4 separate regions of the Homo sapiens genome follow, and all the other regions are linked to region 3. Evidence: chromatin loops called from intact Hi-C (ENCODE). Cell type or tissue: heart right ventricle. All regions are shown on one strand. Region 1 has its middle 8.3 kb from the start of AK2. Region 2 holds the start of LOC124903969 (a long non-coding RNA gene). Region 3 has its middle 31 kb from the start of RNF19B. Region 4 overlaps AK2 (adenylate kinase 2).

Region 1 (5,000 bases), 110 kb before region 3:
AAGTTGGGAAGAGATATACACTATCAGCTTTCTCTAATGCAAGTTATACCAGCATACCAGTGTACCTTTTCCCTCTCTTCCAAGAACCGAACCTTCAGCCTGCATCACCTGCAGCTAACATGTAACCCTTTCTGTAAGCTGATATTTTGGGGTTATTTGTCGCTGCAATATAACTTAGCTGAAGCTGACTAATACACTCCCAGAAACTTTTTATTTGGCTTTGGTAACACTCCTTCTTCATCATTTCTATCAATAAACACTAATCAGTGTCCCACTACATATGAGAGACAACATAGCATAGTGGTTAATAGAATAGACTGGAGAGGCAGACTGGAGAAGCTTTACTCACAGTTTCCAAGTGTCTGGAAGTAACTATAAAGGCCTAATTTGCATATCAACTGGGAACTCCTGGAAATGAGAGTGTCTCCAAGAGATATATTTGATGCATGTCCAGAGAATTCCTGAATGAAAGAATCTGGGATTGTCAAGCTGATATCATGAACCCCACATTTAACAGAGTTAAGTGAAGAGATGGGACAAAGGCCAGGCTTGGGAAGGAAGGAAAGATCAACAAAGGCCTTACAGGGCAGATAAAAATTGATAGAATGGGCTGAGGGCATTGGCTCATGCTTGTAATCCCAGCACTTTGGGAGGCCGAGGTGGGTGGATCACTTGAGTCAGGAGTTCAAGACCAGCCTGGCCAACATGTGAAACCTCGTCTCTACTAAAAATATAAAAATTAGCCGAGTCTGTTGGTGGGCACCTGTAATCCTAGCTACTTGGGAGACTAAGGCAGGAGAATCGCTTGAACCCAGGAGGCAGAGGTTGCAGTGAGCTGAGATCGAGCCACTGCACTCCAGCCTGGGCAACAGAGTGAAACTCTGTCTCAAAAAAAAAAAAGGGGAAAGAAAAAGAAAAAGAATGTGGTGGCCGTGCACGGTGGCTCATGCCTGTAATCCCAGCACTTTGGGAGGCTAAGGTGGGGGATCATCTGAGGTCAGGAGTTCAAGACCAACCTGGCCAACATGGTGAAATCCCACCTCTACTAAAAATACAAAAATTAGCCAGGCATGGTAGCAGGCACCTGTAATCCCAGCTATTCAGGAGGCTGAGGCAGGAGAATTGCTTGAACCCCGGAGGCAGAGGTTGCAGTGAACCAAGGTCACACCACTGCACCCCAGCCTGGACAACAGAGTGAGACTCCGTCTTAAAAAAAAAAAAAAAAAAGGATGTGGTGGGTAGAATGAAATTTCAGGTTTTCTTCTTTAGTCTCTAGTCATTCTCTGATTCCTTTCCCCTCAAGTGTTGGCTTCCCAGCTTTTAGTCGTCATTCTTCTCTCCTCTCTACCCTCCCACAAAACAAGCTCATCTCCTCTATGTCTTTGACGCAGGTAGTAATAGTTAACATTTACTGAGTGCTTACCATGAGTAGGGCACCGTGCTAAGTACTTTACATCCATTATGTAATCTGATACTCACTGTGATCCTGTGAAGTGGGTATCGGCATCCTGATTTTGCAAAGAGAAATTGAGGCCCAGCAGGGTTAAGTTACTTGCCATGTCACATAAGGTGCTTTGGGCAGTGAGTATCAGAATGCCGACATAGATGCGGTTTGAACATTAGGGGTTTATCTCTCATCACAGGAAGTGTGGAAGAAGGTGACATCTGAGTTGCTTAATTCAGCAGCTCAGTGATGTCAGACCCTAGGTCAGCTTCCCTCTGAGTCTCGCAGCTCTCCCCTCCTGGTCCCAAGATAGCTGCTACATTTCAAGCGCTGCATCATCCCTGAGGCAGGCAGGAAGGGAGTTTTTCTTCTTGTGCATCTCTTTTTCCTGGAAAGCAAAGCCTCCCACAAAAGCCCCCAAGAGAATTTCCCATAGGACCCTGTCTCCTCTCCCCCTTTTTTCTTTCCTTACCCTCTTGAGTTGTAACTCCAGCCAGACTGACCCTCTTTCAACTCTGTACCAAACAGAAGTCTTGGTGGCTAACCTAAGCAGTGAAGGAATTTATTGAATACTGTGAGGTTTTCACCAATTCCAAACATGAGTAGGAACCAAAAGTAATTAGGCTAAGAACACAGCCAAAGACATGGCACAGGAAAAGCCTACCTGGACAGCCACCACTGGCCACGGTCCACCCACTGAGGCTGGACTCTTACCTCCCCACCAAGAACAGGCCCTGCCCCTTCCTCTCTCTCCCTCAAGAGTCAAAGTCCTGGGCAGGACATCCCACTGGCCAAGCCTGGTCACGTGCTCACTCCCCTGTTGCCAAGAAGGCAGGCAAGAGTCTGCCCTTTCAGCTTCTGCAGGGTGGCTCTGTTTTCCCCCAAGTTCCTTGCAGTGAAGGATTTCCACAACACAAGAGGGGTGTTCCTCTGCCAAATATCACAGTTCCCCTCAACTTTCTATAATATTTCTTTTTTTTTTTTGGAGATAGGGTCTTGCTCTATCCCTCAGGCTGGAGTGCAGTGGCATGATCTTGGCTCACTGAAACCTCCGCCTCCCAGGTTCAAGTGATTCTCATGCCTCAGCCTCCCGAGTAGCTGGGATCACAGATGCTCGCCACCATACCTGGCTAATTTTTGTATTTTTAGTAGGGATGGGGTTTCACCATGTTGGCCAGGCTGGTCCTGAACTCCTGACCTCAGGTGATCTGCCCACCTCGGCCTCCCAAAGTGTTGAGATTACAGGCATGAGCCACCACGCCCAACCTCTTGTCATAATCTTTCTTAACTCCAGGCCTTTGCACATGCCATTCCCTTTGTCTAGAATACCCTTCTTCCCTCTCTTCCCTAAGCAAATCCTCCTTGTTCTTAAGGTTTCATCTCACTTACACATCATTTCCCCTCAAATCTGAGCTGGGGGCTCCTCTATTGTGCTGTTACTGAAGCCTGTACCTTTCCCAGCACAGACTCCGTCAATGTCTTATTTGTTGTTTTTTTTGTTTTTTTCCCCCGCTTGACTGCAAGTTCTGTAGAAGTGGAGAGTTTTCTTTTCTTTTCTTTTTTTTTTTTTGAGATGGGGTCTTGCTCTGTCACCCAGTCTAGAGTGCAGTGGCACAGTCTCAGCCCACTACAACCTCTGCCTCCTAGGTTCAAGTGATTCTCCTGCCTCAGCCTCCTAAGTAGCTGGGATTACAGGCACATGCCACCACACCTGGCTAATTTTGGTATTTTTAGTAGAGACAGGGTTTCACCATGCTGGCCACGCTGGTCTTAAACTCCTGACCTCAGGTGATCTGACCGCCTCGGCCTCCCAAAGTGCTGGGATTACAGGTGTGAGCCACTGCGCCCAGCCCGAAGTGGAGAGTTTTCTAAAGGTGGAAACCTTGCTTTTGTTTTGTTTTTAGAGACAGGGTCTCGCTCTGTCACCTGGGCTGGAGTACAATGGGCTAATTATAGTTTATGGCAGCCTCAACCTCCTGGCAGCAAGTGATTCCCACACTTCAGCCTCCCAAGTAGCTAGTGTAAGAGTTAAGAAAGAAGAAAGAAACACGAAACGTGACTTAACCCCTTAAAGACAAGCTTATTTTAGAGAAAAAATAAGGAGTGCTTTCTCTTACAGAGATATATATTGGTTTTAGGGTGAGGGGGCTTATTACAAGCTTGGAATGTTTATGTGTTGGGGAGAAGTTTATGGCGGGATTGGAATGTTCTGGGCAGAGGGGAGGTTATCTTGAGGCTGACATCTTTTCAGCAGGTGTGGGGTTATATTCAGGGCTGGCATCTTCCCAGCTGGAGGGGGGTTATTTCGGGGCTAGCATGTCTCTGGTTGAGGAGGAGTTTGGAATGTTTCTGGTTGGAGATGTTATTTGTGGTTTATGGTCATGCTGACCTAAGCCATTAGGCTGATGCCCTTTGGATTTAGACGGTTTTTGATTAAGGTGAATTTTAAAATGGCCGTGCTTGTCCAAGATGGTGATACTCCTGCTCTATCAGCTAGAACCAAAGGTGCATACCACCACACCGGGCTAATTTTTTAAATTTTTTCTGGGGTTCTCACAAATTTCAAACATGAGTAGAAACCAAAAGCAATTAGGCTAAGAACACAGCCAAAGACATGGTACAGGAAAAGACTACTTGGACAGACATGACTGGTCATTGTCCACCCACTGCTGCTGGACTCTCACCTCCCCGCCAAGAACAGACCCTGCCCCTTCCTTTCTGTCCCTCAAGGGTCAAAGTCCCAGGCAGGACCTCCCACTGCTCAAGCCCAGGCCATGTTGCCCAGGCTGATCTCAAACACCTGGCCTCAAGCAATTCTCCCACCTCGGCCTCCCAAAGTGTTGAAATTACAGGCATGAGCCACTGTGCCTAGACCGACCCTGGCCTCATTATTTACCACTGGATCCTTAGCATCTAGCACAATACTAGACACATAATAAATGCTCATTAAATGCATGTTGAATGAATCAGCTAATGAATGAATGAGATGAATACTAATGGCACCATCATCCCCCCCAGTCGCTTGGCCCCTCAACTCAGTCATTCTTATCCCCATCTGGTCTGGTGTCAAGTCCCATTAATTCTACCTCCATAGTCTAGGCCTGCATTTTCTTTCTCCTGGGCCTTTGCAATAGTTCCCTGCAGAGGACATCTGTTGTTTCTGCCTGCTCAGTATCTCTTTCTTATTTTGGAAACTGCCACAATTTGCTTCTGGGAAACTACTTCTTCCATTCTCTGTAGTCTGGAGGGAACTGTCAATTAAGGTCCTTTACACCATTGCCAAGGGATGAACAGGAGATCCAAGCCAAGCCAGAAATTAATGTCTTGAGCAGAATGACAGATATAGAAACTGGTTGGAACTGAGTCATTTAAATCATAGCATCCATAAGAAATTGTTTGTTGGGTTTTGGGGTGGTCTCACCCACGTTTAGACCCAAATGAGGGGATAACCACAGAAATAAGGCACAGGGAGATCAGAATATCACTCTTTTTACTGACAAAGCTGCTTGACATATGCATTTACTGAGAGAAAAGTGGGGTTATGAATTCTGGACCC
Region 2 (5,000 bases), 120 kb before region 3:
GGAGGCCGAGGCGGGCGGATCACGAGGTCAGGAGATCGAGACCATCCTGGCTAACACGGTGAAACCCTGTCTCTACTAAAAATATTTTTAAAAAATTAGCCGGGCCTGGTGGCAGGCACCTGTAGTCCTAGCTACTCGGGAGGCTGAGGCAGGAGAATGGCGTGAACCCGGGAGGCGGAGCTTGCAGTGAGCCGAGATCGCACCACTGCACTCCAGGCTGGGCGACACAGCAAGACTCCGTCTCAAAAAAAAAAAAAAAAAAAAAAAAAAAGAATTAGCGCCAGAGTCCACAAATGAGAACAAAAGCTGAGAAATGCTCCACCTTCCAAGCTCAGAAGCTCCCCTGAAGGGTTGATAGGAAGTGCTATTTCAGCAGAACTAGCACTATGTAGTGCTGTTCTATGCAGGAGCTATGCAGGGCTTGTGAAACGAAGCCATCTGTCCCTGTCTCCCTCAGGGTAGGGCAGGCAATTCCCCCAAGACAGGTTTTGCAATATGACCTTTTTACTTTGTCAAGGGGACCAGTCAAATTCTCCTCCTGGCCTTGGTGACTGCTACTAACCCAGAGAATGCAGCAGAAGTTACAATGCACCATTTCTCAGGCTAGGCCAAAAGAAACCTTGTAACTTCTTCCTTGGTCTCTTAGAAAGCTCAGTTTACAGGCACTCATTTTTGGTACCCAGGTGCTATGCTGTGAGAAGCCAAGCCACATGGGGAGGCCACGTTTAGGTTCTCCAGGTGACAGTCCCAGCTCAGGCACTGGTCATGTGAGTGAAGCAACCTCCAGGTGATTCCAGCCCCCAGCCATTTGAGTCTTCCCAGCTAAGGTCCCAGACATCATGGCGCAGTGTATTAGTTATGCACTGTTGCATGGCAAGTTACCCCCAGAATGTAACAGCTTAAAACAATAAATATTTATCATCTCACACAGTTTCTGATAGTCAGGAATCCAAGAGTAGCATATCTGGGTGATTCTGATTCGAGGTCTCTCATGAAATTGCAGTTAAGCTGTCGGCAGGGCTGCAGTCATCTACTTTCTCTGGGGCCAGAGGATCCATTTCCAAGCTCATTCATGTGGCCATTGGCAGGAAGCCTCAGTTCCTCTCCAGGTGGGCCTCTCCATAGAGGCAGCTGGCCTCACAACACGGCACCTGGCTTCCCCAAGGGAGTGATCCAAGAGACAGAGAGGCAGAAGCCACAATATCTTCTTTTTTTTTTTTTTCTGAGACAGAGTCTTGCACTGTCACCCAGGCTAGAGTGCAGAGTGGCACAATCACAGATCACTACAGCCTCTACCTCCTGTGTTCAAGCAATCCTCCTGCCTCAGCCTCCCAACTAGCTGCGACTACAGGTGTGAGTCATTGCACCGGCTAATTTTTTTTTTTTTTTGAGACGGAGTCTCGTTCTGCACCGGCTAATTTTTAAAAATTTTTTTGTAGATACAGGGTCTCCCTATGTTGCCCAGACTGGTCTCAAACTCCTGGCTTTTCTCAATCAAGTAGAAGCGATCCTTCTACCTTGGCCTCCCCAAGTGCTGGGATTATAAGTGTAAGATACCGCGCCCAGCCTCACACTATCTTCCACAACCTAGCTTCAAAAGCGACATACTATCACTTCTGCTATGTTCTATTGGTCACACAGACCAACTGATATGGTGTGGCAGGGGACTACACAAGGGGGTGAATACCAGGGGGGAGGGGACTTTGAGAGCCATCTTGGAGGCCACCTACCGTAAGCAGAGACCAGTCATCCCCACTGTGCCTTGTGAAACTCCTGACCCACAGATTCCATGACCATGATGAAATGGTGATTGTGTTATACCTCGAAGTTGAGGCTGATCCGTTAGTTACACAAGCTAACTGGAACAGAGCTAACTAGGACAGTAGCTAACTGGAACAGAGCCAAAAGAATCATTCATCAGGTGTGCGGTGCCACCAGAGGGCATCTGACTTCTCCTTCCCTGATGATGTTTGCTGAGCAACTACACTTGCCAACCTGTCCTGGTGCTACGAAATAGGGGAAAGGGCATGGAGAGGGAAGGCCAAGGATGTGATCAGGTGGCAAGGAGTGGCAGAAAGATGGATTCTGAGATTTTTTCTGAGACAGGCCTGTGTCCACAGGCCCCAGGCTGGGGCTGCAGAGGGTAGATGTGATGGGGCAGCAGGCCTGCGGGGGGCAAAGAGGTGCACTGTGAAGGGTGAGCCAGAGGCCACCAGCAGAGGAGAGCAACTAGGCACCAAGCCCTTTTGCAGCGTGCTACTCCATCACCCCGTGTCTACAGATAAGGAGCTGAGCAGCTGTGATGTCTGAGAGGACAGGAACACAGACACCTCGCGAGAAGCGAAGAAGAGGTCAGCCAAGGGCCAGCAGGGGACATCTAAGGAAACAAGTCCTTTTTTTCCTTCTTGTTTCTCCCCACCAGAGGGCAGACAAGAGAGAGCAGACCCATCTCCCCTCCATGCCATAGGCCTGCCTGCTGGACTGTGAGTCCCAAAGGAGACTGACCTTCGAAAATGGAAAGACCAAGTTAATGGCTGAAACAAGAGACTGCATTAATAACTAAAAACGACTGAAAAGTTTTGGAACCAGCTGGAGATGTCATCAAGGGGGCCAAATGTCCGTCAGGAAAGGGGATGACAGATTACAGTTGGTAGAAATTATTTTTAAAAATAACTGTTAGGCCAGGTGCTGTGGTTTATGCCTGTAATCCCAACACTTTGGGAGGCTGAGGTGGGTGGATTACCTGAGGTCAGGAGTTCAAGACCAGCCTGGCCAACATGGCAAAACCCCATCTCTACTAAAAATACAAAAATTAGCTGGGTGTGGTGGCATGCACCTGTAATCCAGCTACTCAGGAGGCTGAGGCAGGAGAATCGCTTGAAACCAGGAGGCGGAGGTTGCAGTGAGCCGAGATCCCACCACTGCACTCCAGCCTGGTGACAGAGCAAGACTCCGTCTCAAAAAAAAAGAAAAAGAAAAATACAAAAATCAGCTAGAGGTGGTGGCACCCACCTGTAGTATAGTCCCAGCTACTTGGAGAGGTCGAGGCTGAAGTGAGCTGTGATCGTGCCACTGCCCTCTAGCCTGGTCAATAGGGTAAGACCCTGTCTCAAAAAAAAAAAATTTTTTTTTGTTTGACGTTTACTTTAAGATTTTGATTTTTCTCAATCAAACTTGTCCCCAGAGTTATTGTTGTTATTGTCCTTGGCTGCTCCTCTTTTATCTCATTCATTCGCTCACACATAAGCACTTATTGTATGCCAGGCACTGTATTTGGCACTGGCCCTGGGATGCTGTGATAAGCAAAACAGACTCAATCTCTGTCTTCATGGAGCTTATAATCCTCCTGGAGAGGGAGATTTTTTTTTTTCTGAGACAGAGTCTTGCACTGTTGCTTGGGCTGGAGCGCAGTGGCGCAATCTTGGCTCACTGCATCCTCCACCTCCCAGGTTCAAGCAATTCACCTTGCCTCAGTCTCCCAAGTAGCTGGGATGAAAGGCACCCGCCACCATGTCCAGCTAATATTTTTGTATTTTTTTAGTAGAAATGAGGTTTCACTGTGTTGGCCAGGCTGATTTCAAACTCCTGACCTTGTGATCCGCCCATCTCAGCCTCCCGAAATGTTGGGATTACAGGCGTGAGCCGCTGCGCCTAGCCTTTTTTTGTTTTTTTTGTTTGTTTGTTTGTTTTGAGATGGAGTCTCGCTCTATCGCCAGGCTGGAGTACAGTAGCATTATCTTGGCTCACAGCAACCTCCGCCTCCTGGGTTCAAGTGATTCTTGGGGCTCAGCCTCCCGAATAGTTGGGATTACAGGCACACACCACCAACCCAGCTAATTTTTGTATTTTTAGTGGAAACGGGGTTTCACCATGTTGGCCAGGATGGTCTCTATCTCCTGACCTCGTGATCTGCCCGCCTCAGCCTCCCAAAGTGCTGGGATTACAGGTGTGAGCCCGTCCTGAAACGTAGATATTAAATAGTTAATCGCATAAATACAGGCTATGATAAGTACAGTTAATTAGAAGTATAGCCAATTAGTCACACATCCTGTCCATTCAACTTCCATATCTCATAAGCCTTCTGCCACTTCTCTCCATCCCGGATGTCTCTGCCTTGGTTCAGGTTATTTCTTTGGCTGTGATCTGTTACCATCCAGCCCTTTCTCCACCCTTCCCCCAAGAGATCTTTCCAAAAGGTAAACTCTGTTGCACACAGCTAATTGTTCCCCAGCATCTATTCTTTTTTTTTTTTTTTTTTTAATTTATTTTTTTATTGATAATTCTTGGGTGTTTCTCACAGAGGGGGATTTGGCAGGGTCATGGGACAATAGTGGAGGGAAGGTCAGCAGATAAACAAGTGAACAAAGGTCTCTGGTTTTCCTAGGCAGAGGACCCTGCGGCCTTCCGCAGTGTTTGTGTCCCTGATTACTTGAGATTAGGGATTGGTGATGACTCTTAACGAGCATGCTGCCTTCAAGCATCTGTTTAACAAAGCACATCTTGCACCGCCCTTAATCCATTTAACCCTGAGTGGACACAGCACATGTTTCAGAGAGCACAGGGTTGGGGGTAAGGTCACAGATCAACAGGATCCCAAGGCAGAGGAATTTTTCTTAGTGCAGAACAAAATGAAAAGTCTCCCATGTCTACTTCTTTCTACACAGACACGGCAACCATCGGATTTCTCAATCTTTTCCCCACCTTTCCCGCCTTTCTATTCCACAAAGCCGCCATTGTCATCCTGGCCCGTTCTCAATGAGCTGTTGGGCACACCTCCCAGACGGGGTGGTGGCCGGGCAGAGGGGCTCCTCACTTTCCAGTAGGGGCGGCCGGGCAGAGGCGCCCCTCACCTCCCGGACGGGGCGGCTGGCCAGACAGGGGGGCCGACCCCCCCCCACCTCCCTCCCGGACGGGGCGGCTGGCCGGGCGGGGGGCCGACCCCCCCACCTCCCTCCCGGACGGGGCGGCTGGCCGGGCAGAGGGGCTCCTCACTTCCCAGT
Region 3 (5,000 bases):
ACAAAAATTAGCCAGGCGGTAGTTGCGCACGCCTGTAATCCCAGCTACTCAGGGGGCTGTGGCAGGAGAAGCGCTTGAGCCTGGGGAGGCAGAGGTTGCAGGGAGCCGACATCACTGCAACTCCAGACTGGGTGGCAGAGACCCTGTCTCAAAAAAAAAAGAGTTCTCAGTGAATGTTGCATGGTTACAAGTTGGAGAACAGAATATTCTGTTATTGGAGGAAGAAATACACTGATGCGCATAATCACAAAGCAATGACATAGGTGTTTGCTGTGTTCTCAGGTATACCACTCCGTGTTCTGATAAACTTTCTCAGTTTTGCTAATCTGGTTTAAATAAAAGGGACTAAAATCTGAGATTTGTAATGAAAGGAGGGGGTATGCCCTCAAAATCTCTGAACATATTTATCTGATCTTACAAATTTGTCAAAATTGAGCTAAGTTTGTACTACTTGGAGTTTTGCCTCTGTGTAAAATAATGTCCTGGCCGGGCACAGTGGCTCACGCCTGTAATCCCAGCACTTTGGGAGGCTGAGGCAGGTGGATCACCTGAGGTCAGGAGTTCGAGACCAGCCTGGCCAACATGGTGAAACCCCCGTTTCTACTAAAAATACAGAAGTTAGCCAGGCCTGGTGGCATGTGTCTGTAATTCCAGCTACTCGGGAGGCTGAGGCAGGAGAATCGCTTGAACCTGGGAGGTGCTGGTTGCAGTGAGCTGACATCACCCACTGCACTGCAGCCTGGGAGGCAGAGGGAGACTCCATCTCAAAAATAAAATAAAAAATAAAATAATGGGCTGGGCGCAGTGGTTCACACCTGCAATCCCAGCACTTTGGGAGGCCAAGGCGGGTGAATCACGAGGTCAGGAGATCAAGACCATCCTGGCCAACATGGTGAAACCCCGTCTCTACTAAAAATACAAAAATTAGCTGGGCGTGGTGGCGCACACCTGTAGTCCAGCTACTCGGGAGGCTGAGGCAGGAGAATCACTTGAACTCGGGAGGCGGATGTTGCAGTGAGCCGAGATCGCGCCTTTGCACTCCAGCCTGGGTGACAGAGTGAGACTCCGTCTGACAAAATAAAATAATGTCCTTAGAAGTGAAAGCTTATATACAGTATAGCAAGAAAATTAGAAGACTCGTGAAACCTGATGTCAGATTCCAAATCTTAGAGTGACTTACTTTGTATGAGTCAGTTTCATGCCCCTAACTTCCCCAACTTTCAGATCTTATTTATGTATTTAGAGACGGAGTCTGGCTCTGTCCCCCAGACTGGAGTGCAGTGGCATGATTTTGGCACACTGCAACCTCAGCCTCCCGGGTTCAAGTGATTCTCAAGTCTCAGACTCCCAAGTAGCTGGGATTACAGGTGCATGCCACCACACCCGGCTAATTTTTGTATTTTTAGTAGAGATGGGGTTTTGCCATTTTGGCCAGGCTGGTCTAGAACTCCTGACTCAAGTGATTCCCCCCACCTCAGCCTCCTAAAGTGCTGGGATTACAGGCATGAGCCACCTCGCCCGGCCCTCAGATTGCATTTAAAGAGCTTCCAGTGTCAGACCTCTCTCACCTTAGTCCTGGGCCCAGAGGAAAAATTGAAATCCTCCTTTCCCTGAAGACCAGATGACTTTCTGTTTCCTTTCACAGATGCACTTTTGTCTTCCTGGCCAGTGTTTTACTACAATGAGGATGGCAAGTCTGGACAACAGCCAGCTTAGAAGATTCTTATCTCTTGGGCACTGCAGCCAGACTTCACACATTTCCCTGCACCTAGGACAGGAAATGCTGTTAGTGGACTTTGGATTTCTGGAAGAATGTTCCCTGAAGGGGGCGTGTACTTGTGTGAAAAAGAGAACTTGTTGGAAAAAGAGGCAGACAGCCTGGAGATCTCTGAAACGCAAATTATCAACTCAAAACTTGGAATTCTCTTGAAGCCTCGAGAGAACAATTCACTTCTTTGATAAAATCAAAGAAGTCTGTTGGAGGGGCAGTAGTTTATGGCTAAACCTATATTTCTTATCTGGGTTCCACTTACTACAGCTGTGAGATTTGGGCAGTTTACTCTGAGTCTGTTTTCACTTAGCCAAAATGGAGATGATGATCCTAGTTAAGGGGTTGTGAAGACTGAGATGGTATACTGAAAATGTTTTTGGTAAAGGCCCATGTTTTTTCCTCCTGCAGGAAGAAGAAGAAATGAGTTAAAGGAGATTTTAGATATCATATAAGAAAGGAAGCCTAGACCTCTAGGCCAGAGGCTATGAAAAATTTAAATTTATTCTAATCCTTAGCGACACTTTAGTAGATGAAAAGGCCCATCATCACCACCTAGAGGCGAACACAAATAATGCATTAGAAAAGTTACAATAGCTTGGCCGGGCGTGGTGGCTCATGCCTGTAATCCCAGCACTTTGGGAGGCTGAGGCGGGCGGCTCACAAGGTCGGGAGATCGAGACCATCCTGGCTAACACGGGTGAAACCCCGTCTCTACTAAAAATACACAAAATTAGCCGGGCGTAGTGGTGGGCGCCTGTAGTCCCAGCAACTCGAGAGGCTGAGGCAGGAGAATGGCGTGAACCCGGGAGGCAAAGCTTGCAGTGAGCTGAGATTGCGCCACTGCACTCCAGCCTGGGCAACAGAGCGAGACTCCGTCTCACAAAAAAAAAAAAATAATAATAATAGCTTAGAAAATGGAGAAAGTTTAATTTCCTCTTCATACAGCCTTCATTCATTCTGAAATACCTACCGCATTTCAGGTATAAGATGTAGCAATGACTAAAATACAAAGTTCCTGTCCCCATGGAACTTAGACTCTTAACGGGGGAAGGCAATCAGATATATAACCTGGAGTGAGGATAAGTAATCTGTGAAGAAAAACAGGGAAGACAGAGTGGTAGATAGTGCTACTTGACATGACCAGGTTGGTCCTCCTTGATAAGGTTCCATTTTATTAGAGACTTTAATGGAGCAAGGAAGAGAACTATGTGAATATCTAGGGGAAGCACATACCAGACATGAGGAATAAACTACAAAGGCCCTTTGGTAGAGCATCCTTAGTCTGTTTCCAAAAAAGCATAGTATAGAGGCCTATATGGCTGGAACAAAGTGGACCAAGGTGGGGAGAGTAGTGGATTAGGTCAAAGACAGCTGGAGCAAGATTGTGTAGATTAGCCAAACAACTCTGAAGACAAGGAAATTTTAGATTTCTTTGGGCCAGGAGGAGGTAATCTTCAGCGCCAGACAGATGCAGTGCTTGCGGCCAGCTTTCAAAAAGGTTGAAACTGGGAGGGGCATGTCTGATCACTAGTACTACTTGGACAGGCCAATGTGAAGAAGCTTGTGGATATGGTAAATGAATACTCATTTATGCTCACCTAATGTACCTTCGTATGCTGCAGAGGCTGGAAAACTAAAAACTTCATGTCTTAGATTTCCTTGAAACCAAGGTTCTGAATGTAACCTAAGGTCAAGTTTTGCCAGTTAGATGCACAAACAAGATGTGGAAGGAGGAGTGATTCAGGGGTTATCTTTAGCTACTTTGGCTATTGCTCCTGCAAGATGTAGAGACCTTAGGTTTCTCTTTAACTGCATTCTAATAGCCATCAGTAGCTTTGTGGGTGTTGAAGGGTGTCTGGATCCATAGATAGCAGTTTGCGATATGTTTTCTTGTAGTCAACCTGTAGTGGCCTCCTAATTGCTCATCTCCCCTATGGTGGCAGAGGTAGCAGCTCACATGGAAGGCTAATTCCAGGTCTGGGAATCGCCTGGAGGCCCAGCCTATGGCCATGTTCCCCAGGCTTTCCAGTGCTTTTGTAAGCACCTAATTTACCTGTGTTGAATCCTTTTCCACTTAAAATTGGTAGAGGAGTATTGTTTCCTGCAGTTACTGAATCCTGGCTAATATAGTATTTGGTTCCAAAAGTGGTTACTAGTAACAGGCCCTCAAAGATGGGCTTCTTAGATTAGTTATGACTAAGCTGCATTTGAATGAAATGTAGATCTAGTCACCATTGGAAAATGATAAACTGGTAGGCAAATTGCTTACACCTGTGGTCACCTGAAATGAAATGTCTTTTGGAGAAAAGACGTTGGCACCTCAAAGGGCTGCCATGATAGATCATCATGTAAGAAATGGGGACAAATGATGGTGACTACACTAGAGGGGTTAAAGGAAAAAGACAAAAAGCTCAAAAGTTTGACATTTGCAGCTCAAGGCATAGTATGGGAGAGACCCAAAAGAATTTTATCTTTTGTAGCCGCAAGGCTCATGTACATCAAAATCAAAGGGAGATTCTGGATCACTGAATTACATACAACATAAGTTGAATTCGTAGCTTTACCAGGCCTCTTATGTGAAAATGGGGCTCTGAAATGAGCAATGGGGACCCTTGAGTGGATTTGGATAAATCCTAGTGCTGTCAACTCACAAACTCTACTTCTTTTAACCAGCAGAAGCAGCCATTCTTCCCCTTATAGATATGGCTGGTTCTGCTGCTTGAAGACCCTGGGGTAGTTGTCTTAAAGGGGAATACTAATACTTCTCGTGTCCCACCCCCTACCCCTCCTTGCTACCAGCTCTAACTAGAGTCAGATCCCAGTATGCTTCTGGAAGGCAAACCCAAAGTCTGATCTGAGAGACTTACAGAAGAATTGTAAGACTTTGCTAATTTGTATCAGCAGAAACAAGGGGAAAATGTGTAGAGTATATTCCAAAGATGTTGGACCAGGAAGATAGGAATATACATTTATTTTCATTTGCATTGAATTTATCAATATGGGGGTACTAGAGGTTCTGGACTCAGCATATTGGCTTTAGCAGCTAAGAATTTTTTTTTTTTTGGAGACAGAGTCTTGCTCTGTTGCCTACGCTGGAGTGCAGAGGCGCAATCTCGGCTCACTGCAACCTCTGCTTCCCAGGTTCAAGCAATCCTCCCACCTCAGCCTCCCAAGTAGCTGGAATTACAGGCTCATGCCAGCACACCTGGCTACTTTTTGTATTTTTACT
Region 4 (5,000 bases), 74 kb before region 3:
GTGGAGATAGCACTGTGCTTGGAGTTCAGGGGACCTAGGACAAATCCCAGCCAGTTAGTTATTCACTGTGCTCCTGTTTCCTCAGCTGAAAAAGGAAGTTGGTTATGCCACCTTCTTGGCCTTAATGGCATTAAATGAAATTTATAGGAAGAAGGTTTTTGCTCAGTACCTGGCATGCAACAGACATTGGATAAATGTTAGTTGGATCCAGATATACACAGAAAGATATCTGCTTCCTGCCAGGCTGGATAACTGTTGAATGGACACTTGTCCATAGTCTAGAAAGCCAGTGCTTCTAATCCTTAAGCCAGATCTTTGACTACCTTTTCAGTTGCTTCTTTAACACTCTTTGTTGCTTCTCTGTGTGTCCTAGTTTAAATTCATTTCCTCTCCAGCAAAAGTGAGCTTAAATAATTTCTCCAAACTAAAGCTCTCATGTTTTTGGAAGGGCTGCCTTTGCAAGTGAGGTTTCTGAGAAATGACTGTTGTTCCCAAAACAAGAGGGAGCTGGGCTGGAAGCACCACTATTCTTCTTTAGGCATCTTGTTACAGAGAGAGGCAGGGTCTTCACTGACATATTAAATCCTGTTCCCTGAACCAGCCCCTCCCTCTTCTGCTCCACTTCCTCACCTGTGCAGAGTCATTTTCAGGTGTTAGCCTTACTGATTTGCACTGATCTGTTTGTTCCCTGAGCTTTTTAAATACCCTGTGAAAATTTTCTTTCCTCCCTTGGTCATCATGCATCTAATTGTGGGGAAATGTTTGTCAAACCAACCTGCAAAGCAGCATGGTGTAGTTGAGAAGAATAAACAGAGAAGACTGGGTGAGCTATTGTTTGTTTGCTTCTTTGGGCCTGGGTTTCCTCATCTAATCTGCAAACCAAGAATGCAGACTAGTCCTACCACTCCCGGAAGACTGACGTTGTGCCAGGTATTATGCAAAGGCTTCATGTAACCCTCGACTTCACGTAACCCTCACACAGCACCCTGTGGAGTCAGAACTGTCCTTCACTTTTATAGGTGAGGAAACCAGACTCAGAGAGGTGAAGTGGCATTCCTGAGGTCATGCATAAGAGGCAGTCAGGACTGAAACACAGTCTCTAACACTTATCCGTCCCCTTGATCTTGTTGCTGAAGTGATTTAATTACTTGCGTAGCTCTGCACACAGGAAGGGCTGCTCTGAATAAGAGCTCTTTTCCATGGACACTCAGCGCTGCCGGAACTGATTTTGAAGAAGTCACTGCCGGCTCTGAGGGCCTAGGGTATGTGTCTTAGGATCTCCTGTGTGCACAAAGTGTCACTGACAGAACACAGCAGGATGGAGAGCAGCCTCCTCAGAAGCCTCACAAGTCTTTCCTCAGATGAAGACAGAGCAACGAGTCAGAAGACAGATTTCAACAGCGACTTCACCATGCGACCTTGGACAAGTTATCTCACCTCATCAGTAGAATAGGAATGATCCCTACCCCTCAAAGGTGCTGATGACACTAGTGACCAAGATACTCATGTGGGTTGGACTGCCCAGGACACAGCAGATGCTTAGTAAACACAGATGGAATTCAGAGGGAAAATGTAGGCATTGAAGAAAGTTGTCTTACTGACCATCCGGAACCAGGCTAAGGATCCCCTAGAAATCATAGACCTCTGAAATTATATGCAGAATTCTTTATGTGTTTTCATAATTAATAATAGTCTAACATATTAAATTCTTAGCTGTGTGAGAGGTTCTGCATGCATTATCTCATTTATTCTCCTCGATAACCCTGTGGAGGTAAGTATTGCTATTATCTCTATGGTATGTCTGTAGACTTTGAGATTCAGACATCTGATAATGGCAGAACCAGAGCCTGAGTCCAAGTCTGGCTCCACACCCCAGCCTCTTAACACTGTGCCAATTGCTTTGACACTTTGCTGGGGAGAGATGAAATGATCTCAAAGGCACTCATGATACAGAAAAGGCTATGAGCCATGGATCCAAACAAAAGGAGAAACTCAAGTAGGTTTGCTCTGTTACAGTGAAGGACCTGCCACAGGTAAGACCTTTTTCTATTTTGCCATCCTCCGTTGTTTCCTTATTGTTGGTACTAAAGTTCCAATGTGCTGGATTTGCATAGCTCCTGGAATCACCCGTATTCCAGAAAGGCTGGAGGGGTGAGTTATGTTGGGGGAAGGAGCCGGTTCCCATCTCTTGTCCTCCACGATTATCTCCTGGTTCTGGATAAGGTGGCCAGGAGAGGGTGTGTATGTAGGCTGTTGAGTCACAGGCAGCCGTCTCAGATTGCAGCTCTGTGTAGCTGATGGTGTTGCATTATTCATAACTCCAGGGGGAGCAGTGTGCTTCTGATGTTTTGGGAATGCAGCAGCTTTGGGTTTAGAGTCATCCATGGCAGTGTGATGATGAGCTGCTCTCACAGAGGGCCCCTTCCAGGTGCCCAGTCCAGATTGAGGTGCCCCCAGCAGAAAACAGGTGGAAATGGAAAGACAGAGCATCAGAGGGCAAGACAACATGGGCCTAGATCCTGTGCAGGTAGCCCTCAAGCCAATAAGCCAAACAGATCTGCACTTTGGGGGTAAAGTTGCTATGGAGCAAATAATTTGATTGTGTGGTGTTCTGTAAGGGTTTTGCAGACAAATTCCTCTGAGCTTAGCTAGGAGTTCATTATGCTTCCTGTTTAGCTGGTCTTCTTTCTTCTACTAAATAAGAAATGCTTCATTTTTGGCCGAGCACGGTGGCTCATGCCTGTAATCTCAGCACTTTGGGAGGCCGGGGCATGCGGATCACAAGGTCAGGAGTTTGAGACCAGCCTGGCCAACGTGGTGAAACCCCGTCTCTACTAAAGATACAAAAAAATCAGCTGGGCATGGTGGCGCCCACCTGTAATCGCAACTATTTGGGAGTTCGAGGCAGGAGAATTGCTTGAACCCGGGAGGCGGAGGTTGCAGTGAGCCGAGATCGCGCCATTGCACTCCAGCCTGGGCAACAGGGTAAGGCTCCGTCTCAAGAAAAAAAAAAGAAAGAAAGAAATGCTTCACTTTCTACTGTCTTCCTTCTTGCCCTGGCTGTGAGGAAACTCAAAACTACGTCTTGTGTTCAGTTGTTAATCATTCCTCAGCCATGGTTTCTTAATAAAATTTCAACGCCAGCCCAATTTTAGTTCTGTGTTTAGCATTTTTGTGCTCATGTGTGTTGTAAACTGCCTTGAGTCTATTTTGGAAGAGAAGCAGAGTGTAAAGGAAGGGCTAATTATGCAGTACAGGAGGTCAGACTGCAGAGAAGAAGGTAGCTTTGTGAAGGAAGTGGGATCTGGGTGACTCCATGCAGAGGGTGGCAGCATTCCAGCTGAGGGCACAGCACAAGGGAGGGTACAGCGGCCACTGGTGCTCTGGGCTGCTTTAACCTCAAGCAGGGGTCCCCAACCCCCAGGCCATGACTACCACCAGCAGGAGGTGAGCGACAGGCAAGTGAGCATTACCGCCTAAGCTCCACCTCCTGTCAGATCAGCAGTAGCATTAGATTCTCATAGGAGCACAAACCCTATTGTGAACTATGCATGCGAGTAATGTAGGTTGCCCGCTCCTTGTGAGAATCTAATTAATGCCTGATTATCTGAGGTGGAACAGTTTCATCCTGGTCTGTGGAAAAATTGTCTTCCACGAAACTAGTCCCTGGTGCCAAAAATCTTGGAGACTGCTGACCTAGAGAACCCCTACCAGAGTTCTTGGGAAATCTGTATCTGATTAGAGATAAGTTTTTCAAACAAAGCACAGTGACCGTAGAAGGGAAGTTTTTCAGCTCATGAATAATGTCAAGAATGCAGAAGAGCAAAAGACAAGGATACGTACATAGAGATTTGATGGACCGCTTTAAGCTCAGCCCATGTGCCACTCTTCCTCTCTCCCCTAAACACACCACAGTCTGTGCTTTGACCATGAATCAGGCGATACTTTGCTGTGGGGCTGAAGTGGGGGAAGTCCTTCAGTTTTATTGTCAGCTCTCTTTTCCAGTCATGTGTCTAGTGGTATGGGCATGAGTTCTGAGGATGACAAAGATGGTCTGTGCTTAGATCTTGGCCCTGACAGTAGCTTACTGTGTGCCTTGAGGGAGACACTTAACCTGTAAGCCTCAATGAACTCATCTGTAAAATGAGGGTCATAGCACTCATCTAGAAGAGTGGTGAAGTTCATATGAATTGAGAAATAGCAGCTGCCCAATAAATGATCCTTTCTATGTCCTTTCCCAGGGCCATTTGCTGAGGAAAAAAGGACCTTACCATGGCTACCAGCTATTTCAGGATAGGTATCTTTACCCATTCCTATTCCTCAGTGCCACCTCATCCCCCTTGGAATTCAGTACCAAACCCGAACAGGTTGCTTTTCACTGGAGTGTTTCCTGAGCTGCCAGATGTGCCCCTGAGTGGAGATGGGAATCAGTGTTATCTTCCCCAGGGATGCTGATTCTACTCCAGGCTGGCAGGAGACATTGTGGTCCTGACATGGCAGCCAACCAGATAGCAATGGTCTTGGCACCCCCAAAGCTTACTGAGAGTAGGACATTCTATAGTTGAAGATGAGGGGAGCATCTTCAACTGCTGAAACCACACCTTGGCCTGGCTGTACCTGCTCCTATCTTGAGGCCAAAATAGGAGGGAGCACAAAAGAACATGGTGGGGTAGATCTGTGTGCACGTGACACCAGTGAGGTGCTGGAGTGGGCCGTGAGAGTCTTTAGTGAGAATATGTTGGCTCATGTTTTGGAAACCTTTGAAAATTGTCCTGTGGTAAGGGAATGAGAACAGTACCTCTCTCTTTGTGCTGTTGACAGGATGAGTTCATGTCTGTCAGGTGTTTTAGAACAGTGACTCCCATAGTGCTCAGTAAGTGTTTCCAAGCTAGCAGCTCTGGCTCAGCAATTCCAGTTTGTACATGTCCCCCAAGGAAATGACTAAGTATGTGCAGAAAGCATTCTTTATAACAGGGTTAGAATTGGAAACAACCTAAATT

Evidence for each region. Hi-C counts contacts between places; a loop is a spot of excess contacts. Peaks named below come from ENCODE experiments on the same cell type or tissue, not always from the same donor. Only the 100,000 strongest peaks of a DNase experiment are listed, where the experiment ranks them.
Region 1: a loop joins it to region 3, with 2.3 times the contacts of the local background. A loop is called at or near these places in 94 of 110 quality-filtered maps.
Region 2: it touches region 3 in a loop (10-fold over the local background); 95 of 110 quality-filtered maps call a loop at or near these places.
Region 4: a loop joins it to region 3, with 3 times the contacts of the local background. A loop is called at or near these places in 64 of 110 quality-filtered maps.

What each region holds. Positions count from the first base shown.
Region 1 is chr1:33,042,639-33,047,638 of GRCh38, reverse strand. No RefSeq gene overlaps it. Among named protein-coding and RNA genes, the nearest start is that of AK2, 8.3 kb to the right of the region's middle. In heart right ventricle, no CTCF peak of the experiment used is centred here; no DNase peak of the experiment used is centred here.
Region 2 is chr1:33,052,736-33,057,735 of GRCh38, reverse strand. LOC124903969 (a long non-coding RNA gene) reads right to left here and starts at 1,232. Exons shown (of 2, transcript XR_007065697.1): 1 at 928-1,232. RefSeq lists an enhancer at 2,314-2,608. In heart right ventricle, a CTCF peak has its summit at 2,412 (motif pointing right); a DNase peak (open chromatin) is centred at 2,345; H3K27ac peaks cover 2,011 bases.
Region 3 is chr1:32,930,923-32,935,922 of GRCh38, reverse strand. It overlaps a transcript of RNF19B not described here. Among named protein-coding and RNA genes, the nearest start is that of RNF19B, 31 kb to the left of the region's middle. RefSeq lists an enhancer at 1,541-1,835 and a silencer at 1,541-1,835. In heart right ventricle, a CTCF peak has its summit at 2,320 (motif pointing left); a DNase peak (open chromatin) is centred at 2,382; H3K27ac peaks cover 1,762 bases.
Region 4 is chr1:33,004,707-33,009,706 of GRCh38, reverse strand. AK2 (adenylate kinase 2) reads left to right here. Exons shown (of 6, transcript NM_001625.4): 6 at 1-1,721. Among named protein-coding and RNA genes, the nearest start is that of AK2, 30 kb to the left of the region's middle. In heart right ventricle, a CTCF peak has its summit at 2,329; a DNase peak (open chromatin) is centred at 2,296; H3K27ac peaks cover 2,277 bases.